3 separate regions of the Homo sapiens genome follow, and regions 1 and 2 are each linked to region 3. The links are chromatin loops, found by intact Hi-C in ENCODE. Cell type or tissue: endothelial cell of umbilical vein. All regions are shown on one strand.

What was found. A loop is a pair of places that touch in the nucleus more often than their neighbours do. Peaks named below come from ENCODE experiments on the same cell type or tissue, not always from the same donor. Only the 100,000 strongest peaks of a DNase experiment are listed, where the experiment ranks them.
Region 1: a loop joins it to region 3, with 5 times the contacts of the local background. A loop is called at or near these places in 2 of 110 quality-filtered maps.
Region 2: it touches region 3 in a loop (12-fold over the local background); 2 of 110 quality-filtered maps call a loop at or near these places.

The regions. Positions count from the first base shown.
Region 1 is chr16:72,361,679-72,364,178 of GRCh38, reverse strand. The region is part of intron 8 of LINC01572 (long intergenic non-protein coding RNA 1572); the gene reads left to right. Among named protein-coding and RNA genes, the nearest start is that of PMFBP1, 190 kb to the right of the region's middle. In endothelial cell of umbilical vein, no CTCF peak of the experiment used is centred here; a DNase peak (open chromatin) is centred at 988; H3K27ac peaks cover 1,483 bases.
Region 2 is chr16:72,480,582-72,483,081 of GRCh38, reverse strand. The region is part of intron 6 of LINC01572 (long intergenic non-protein coding RNA 1572); the gene reads left to right. The region is part of intron 1 of LOC124903718 (a long non-coding RNA gene); the gene reads right to left. Among named protein-coding and RNA genes, the nearest start is that of LINC01572, 180 kb to the left of the region's middle. In endothelial cell of umbilical vein, no CTCF peak of the experiment used is centred here; a DNase peak (open chromatin) is centred at 1,441; H3K27ac peaks cover 1,053 bases.
Region 3 is chr16:72,290,923-72,293,422 of GRCh38, reverse strand. LINC01572 (long intergenic non-protein coding RNA 1572) reads left to right here. Exons shown (of 14, transcript NR_126330.2): 10 at 2,010-2,253. Among named protein-coding and RNA genes, the nearest start is that of PMFBP1, 120 kb to the right of the region's middle. RefSeq lists an enhancer at 1,711-2,500. In endothelial cell of umbilical vein, no CTCF peak of the experiment used is centred here; a DNase peak (open chromatin) is centred at 1,552; H3K27ac peaks cover 2,382 bases.

The sequences.
Region 1 (2,500 bases), 71 kb before region 3:
AGGTGGGAGGATTGCTTGAGGCCAGGAGTTTGAGACCAGCCTGGGCAACAGAGTGAGACCTCTATCTCTACAAAAAAATTTTAAAATTAGCTGAACAAGATGGTGCATACCTGTAGTCCTATCTTCTCAGGAGGCTAGGTGGTAGGATTGCTTGAGCCCAGGAGTTCCAGATTACAGTGAGCTATGATTGCACCACTGCGCTCTAGCCTGGGTGACAGAGTAAGACCTTGTCTCTAAAAAAATTAAAATAAAAATTAAAACATTTGTACACAAGGCAACATGTACAAAGATAAGCCAGTATGTTTTGTGCAATGTTATTTTGATAATAAAAAAGAAACAGCCTAAATATCCACCAATTTGGAAGAGGTTAAATTTAAATATGGTACATTTATATGATACAATACTATGCAGATGTTATAAAAATAAGATGGGCTGTAGGTACTTATATGGAAAGATATCTTATGTTGTAATGTTAAGTGGAAATTAAACAAGTCACCAGAAAATATCTAAACTATAATTTTATTTATGGAAAAAACACACTATGCATGCATTTGCATATTTATACACACGTTTGTTTTTAGATATATAAACACATGCGTACATATAAATAAATGAAAGTGCAAATTTAAGATGCACACCAAATTGTTAATAATTTGTTAACTTCTCTGTGGAGAGTAGGAGTTTGGGTGTGGAGGAGCTGGTACAGGAGTGTATTCTATATATTTTCCTATTTCAGTCTTTTACAATGAGAATATATTCATGTATTACATTTTTAATTAAAAAATAGAATGTCTGCAAGGTTATCCTCCTCCAATGTCAGTCTCACTCATTTGTATCCTGAAATGCTCTCTTGGGTGGCAGTGAATGAGATGAAGTAATGGCCAGTATGCTGGGAATTGGGTTTAGAAGAGCATTGTGATAGGGAACATTAGTCAGCCACGTATGCCCCCATAGAAAAAAAGATTAAAAACCATGTTCCTGCCCCATTGTTTCATTTCCTCCTGCAGCATCTAGAAACAAAAGAAGCCTCATGTTGCCTTCACTGTGGTCACGATATGTCAAAAGTCCAGGAGGGGGATTTTTTTTTTCAGCTTAGGCACATTTCATGCCTACTGAATAGCTCATACGTACAGAATAGCTCTTTGTGCTGTATTCTGAGTGATTTTAAATAAATAAATGCTTCCCTGCCAACATCAAATACAGTGAAATAAATTGCAGGACTCAGGGTGTGTAAATGAGCATTGTGGCAGTCCCCTCTTTTAACTCATATATGTGGATCAGAAAATGTAAGATTATATATGGTACACTGACCTCACGCTTGCAGGCATTTATAAACCTTTCCTTACGTGCATTTATTCTCAGTTGTTGTATTGTTTACTTGCAATTTATACACAAACTTATTTGTGCTAACACATGAGAACACACATGCACAGCTTCACAAATACACTCACATAGCTAAATTGACCGTCTCACTCCCAGGCTTTTTCTGGGTAATCATTACATTGCTTGACCTTGCATCTATTTGTCATCGACATCCTTTTAATGACTACCTAGGGTTACAACTCACTGACCCATGGGCTAGTGACAACCTTTTGGGGCATCTCTGTTTAAATCAGATTCCCTTCTTTCCTCCTCCTTTTCTTCTTGATTTGACAGGAAAGAATTGAGTTGATAGGGTATGAGAAGGAGGAGAGTGATTTCCACTTAGATATATTAATAACGATAGAAATAACGAAAATGATAATGATGACTAATGTTATTGAGCACTTGCTGTTTGCTAAGCACAATTCTAGGCATTTTGTGCATCTAATTTAATTTATACAACAACTGTACAAGCCAGGTATTATCATTATTATTACTATGTCCAGTAGAGAAATTAAATAACTTGTTCAAAGTCACACAAGTAGTAGCTGGCAGAGATGGGATGTGAGCACAAGAACAACTATTATATGATAAAAAAATCAGAATTGAAGGCCTGTGTGAATTCATTTTGGTTTTTGATATTTTAAATTCATTCAATACTTTTAAATTACTAGCATAATAATTTCTTATAACAAGTGAAAACAATAAAATAAAAAGTTGTATCCTGGTAAGACTGATCATCTACCTTTTTATTCATAATCCTGGTCATATCGCTCTACTACCATCTCCTCCTAATGAAACCAGGCTTCACAGTTGGGGTGTATCCTTCTGTGCATTTCGTTTTATCCATACCAACATAAAGGTATGCATACACTTACATAGGGGTCCCATTTATTTGTATGTGTGTATGTGATGGCTATGTTTCCCAGAATTTCTCTCCCCAGAATTCCCTTCCCTGAATGGTTCTGGGCTAGGATTGGCCACAAGAGAAATTTGCCTGAGATTTGAAAGGTAAAATAAAGCACCAGGCGTGACTAGATTGGGAAGGTTGAAATAAGCTCAGGTACTGTAGAAGCTTACACACACTGTAGATGTGCTGGCTCACCTGGTTGGCATCAGGTAGCAGCTGGGCCCACAG
Region 2 (2,500 bases), 190 kb before region 3:
TTACAGTTGAAACGAGAATTGTGAAGGAATAATCAGTCAATTTATGACTTTTGGAGAAAAAAAAAAAGCCTTGATTACCAGGAGTGTTAAAACCTTTAACAAAAACGAAAGAATGTGGCACCTGGTCTTTATCCTGAAGTAGTTAAATTTTCATGACACATTGTGAAAGGAGACATTGTGACCTACATTTTAGGTTTGTGGTCTGACTTTATGTTACAAAACTGCTGATGTTCAAGAAAATGCAAATGGTTGATGAAAGCATTAGGACATTTACTAAGGTACTTGGATCCTAATATGAAACTAAAGTTGGAAATTAGGACACGTAATTTGTTTATTGGTGGCATGATGGATATAGATATTAAAAACTATCAAGGTTAAATAGACTGTATATAGATGCTTGGTCACTGGTTAAGTGCAAATAAAGGAGTAAATGTAAACTGGATTAGAACTGGATTTTGAGGTTTAAAATAACCTGGACTTTTGAGTGAAATACAGATAAAAAGAGGTGAAGCATTCTTCTAATTCAATATGAAAATAAAAGTTAAAAACAATTTCTGAGAGAAAAGAAACTGGCATTGGTGTCAGTTATAGAAGGGAGTTTGGAGTGGTTTGCAGGGGGAACTTTTATAGCACCATCTTGATTTCATTTTGTAATACTGCAGACAAATAGAGAAGAGTAAGAAAAAGAGATGTTGGCTGGGCACGGTGGCTCATGCTTGTAATCCCAGCACTTGGGGAGGCCGAGGTGGGCGGATCACGAGGTCAAGGGATTGAGACCATCCCCGTCAACATGGTGAAACCCTGTCTCTACTAAAAATACAAAAATTAGCTGGGCATGGTGGCATGCGCCTGTATTCCCAGCTGTTCAGGAGGCTGAGGCGGTAGAATCACTTGAACCCGGGAGGCAGAGGTTGCAGTGAGCCGAGATCATGCCACTGCACTCCAGCCTAGCAACAGAGTAAGACTCCCTCTCAAAGAAAAAAAAAAAAAAGAAAAAGAGATGTTATTTTTGAACACCAAAGCTGTTTCACCTGTAAGAGATATGATAAAACGGTTCTTGGTTAAAAGGAAAACTACTGTCAATTTTAAATTGCCTGAATTTTATCTTAGGGTGCATTGGCATGTTTAAGATGACAGTTACCTTCTAACTTGATTTTTTAAGTTAATTTCTACTTCATACTATTTATTCCTCCACTCAGCTGATCACTTTTTTAAATTAGATTTTTTATTTTGAGATAATTGTAGGTTCACAATTGTAAGAAATAATTTGCAGAAAATACTGTGTATCTTTTATCTAGTTTTCCCCAATGATAACATTTTGCAAAACTATAGTACATATAACCAGGATGTAGACATTAATATGGTCAAGATACAGAACATTTTTATTATTTCAAGGATCTCTTGTATTGTCTTTTACAGCCACACCCACTTCCTTCCTGCCCCAACTCTCCTTAATTCCTGGCAACTACTAATCTCTTGTTTGTTTTTATAATGTTGTCCTATCAAGAATGTTATGTATCATACAGTATTAATCTTTGGGGATTAGCTTTTTTAAAACTCTGTATAATTCTCAGGATTTTTGTGTGTATCAATAGCCTTTTCCCTGTTATTGTTGTGACTCTAGACTCTGCCTCTGTCTTCACATCACCTTGTCATCTGTCTGTCAAATGTCCCCTGTGTGCTATAAGGACAGTTGTATTTAGGGCACACCTGGATGGATAATCTAGAATGATCTCTTTATCTCGTGATTCTTAATTATATCCGCATAGACCTTTTTTTTTTCCAACTAAAGTAACATTCCTTGTTTCCAGAAATTAGGATGTGGACATATCTTTTTGGGAACCCCACCCTTCAACCCACTACGCTGCTCTAAACATTCCTGTACCCATTGTTGTTTAAGGAGAAAATAAATCTTCATTTCATTAAGATAAGTGCCTTGGAATGCAATTGCTGGGTTGTGTGGTAATTGCATGTTTAGTGTTTTTGAGAAAATGCCAAACTATTTTCCAGAGTTGCTGTACCATTTTACATTCTATCAGTGATGTTTGAGTAATCCAGTTTCTCTGCATCCTGAGCAGCATTTGATGGTGTCGCTATTTTTAATTTTAGCCATTCTGATAGATGTGTAGGGATGTCTTATTGTGGTTATAATTTGTGTTTCCCCAGTGGTTTGTGGCTAATGATGCCTAATATTTTTTCAAGTGCTTATTTGCATCTGTATATCTTCTTTGGTGAAATATCTTCATGTCTGTTGCCTGTGTTCTAATTGGAGTATATGCTTTTTTACTGTTGTTTTAAGAGTTCTCTAACTAGACTATTTTCTTCCACTCTGTAGTTTGCCTTTTTATCCTCTTAGCGTGGTCTTCTACAGAGCAAAAGTTTTTAATTTTGATGAGATCATATTTAGCACTTTTTCCTTTCATGGATCATGTTTCTGGTGTTGAGTCTCAGAGCCCTTTCCATAGCCCTAGATCTGGAAGTTTTTCCCCAGTGTTTTTTC
Region 3 (2,500 bases):
TTTTCCTGCAATGGTTACAAAGAAAGAATTTCTGTTTAGGAGAATACTCAACGTTTTCATAGCTTCATGATATCCCGTTGTGTGGACAAACCATTGTTAATGTAACCAGCATCCTACTGATGGCCATTTAAGTAGTTTCTAATCTTTTTTCATTACAAAACTGCAATGAGTAGCCTTCTACATGTGCCATTTTACATGCGTGCAGGCATATCTGTAGGATAAATTCATAGAACTGGACTTGCTAGGTAAAAGGGTAGCTGCATGTAATTTTAGTGGGTCTTGGAAAATTGCATTCCATAGAGTTTGTGCCACTTTCCACTTCCACCATTAATGTATGAAATAAACCTATTTTACCACACCTTCACAAGTTCATTGTATTATCAATAGTTTGGGGGTTTTGCAAATATATTAAATACAAAACGGTATCTCAGTGTGGAGTTAATTTGTGTTTCTCTTACTGTGAGTGAGATTGTTTCCTTAATATGATTAAAAGTAATTTTATTTCTTTTCCTATAAACTATTTCCCTGTTTTCCATTAGGTTATTAGACTTTTATATATTGATTTATAGGAGCTTCTTATACATATGTTATAGAAATTAGCCCTTTGTCTGTTATATGAATTATAAATTTTTCCTGGTTTGTCATTTTTCTGTTTACTTATGATGATTTTTTTCATATAGAAATTTGTTTTAGTTTTATGATGATGAATTTATAAATCCTTATGTTTTGACTTCTGGGTTGTGTGTTATATTTAGAAAAGACTTCTATCCAACATTATTTTAAAAAATTCTCTCATTATTTCTTCTAGTAATTTTATGGGCCTATTTGTAGTATTTTTATTTATCTGAATTTATTGTGGAACATTTGATGCATTGTTGGATGTTGTCCCGGCACCATTTTGCCATCATCAAGTGAATGCCATTTGTATTTATTCGTCTAGTACAACTTAAATCAAAATATTGCTGTCAATTTCCAAATGAAATAAATATTGATTGAATTCCTACTATGTGCAAGGCATAATATCATGTTTTCTTTCTAATTTTTTTCTTCAAGAATAAATAGAGACAGGATTTTAAGGCCAGAGATCCAGGAACTTCCTCTGATAGGTTAAAAAAAATCTTTAGCGATAGTCTCTTCATATCAGTAGGAACTGAATAGAGCCATATTCAGTGAGACAATAAGCTAGTCAAAACTGCAAGCAGAGAAAAGAAAACATAAATGATTATTTATAGGTATGAGCTTTCCTTGTAACCAGGGAAGGAAAATGAAATAGATAACAGGAGAGATTGTCAAAGACCACAATATCTATGAACATATGATGCTACAATATGAAGACCATAGCTATGAACACTATGTAAACATTCACTTGAAATAGAGCTTGTGAAATGGAGCTCAAAACGGCTTAGTACTAAGAGATTCTAAAATAAGTCATTATCTTTTAAGTATACTTTCCTTTGGCATGAGAAAGACTATCATAAAGACTATAAACCTTAAATGCTTCATTGAAACAATCATAGGAACCCTATGACTCAGCTATTGATGAACTGTTCCTCCAGACTTCCTTTACCACAGCCTGTAATCACTGGCTGCTCTTCTGCCTAAGAGCTATTATGCTTCTAGCTAGAATTTAATTATCTGATTTTTGGAACATCATTGGAATCCATATCCTAGAAAAGTTTCTAATGAAAACCAAGTTGTACTGTTGCATGGATTCATAATGTGCATGTGTGTGTGATTCATCCATACAGAATGTTACAGAAATATTACTGGAAGGGGAAGAGACAGGAATAAGAGCCAGTGAGTATGAGTCACAGGCAGGGGAGAGAACAAAATGCAAGGAGAAAATATATAGGATCCCTGTTCTTTTAAAGAACACACAGAAACTGAGGATGAACAGGAAGGTGATGTTTACAGTTTCATACTGCCCATCTGTAGTGGGTTGAATAATGTCCCCCCAAAATTCTTGTCCACCCAGAATCTCAGAATGTGATCTTATTTGGTCTTTGCAGATGTAATTGGTTAAGATAAGATCATACTGGATGTGGATGGGTCCTAGATCTGACTGCTGATATCCTTATAAGAAGAAGAAAGGACACGCGGAGACTACAGTGATGTTGCCACAAGCCAAGAAATGCCAAGAATTTCGGGAGCCACCAGAAGATGGAAGAGGCAGGGAAAAATCCTCCCCTAAAGCCTTCAGAGAGAGCATAGCTCTGCCAACACCTTGATTCTGGACATCTAGCCTCTTAAACTGTAAGAAAGCACATTTCTGTTGTTTCAAGCCATCCAGTTTGTGGTAATTTGTTATGACAACCCTAGGAAACAAATACACCACCCTACAGAAACATCATATACCACCCTAAACAAAAGTCTTTCCTCTGTGTATCCTATCTGTCCTTTTCCCAGTGTGACATAAGTGAAAATATCCTCATAAGGTTAGTCTTTGGGCCTTCAGTTTTGCCAGGCCATATTGTGACCTGATACTCACTGGCTATAGTAC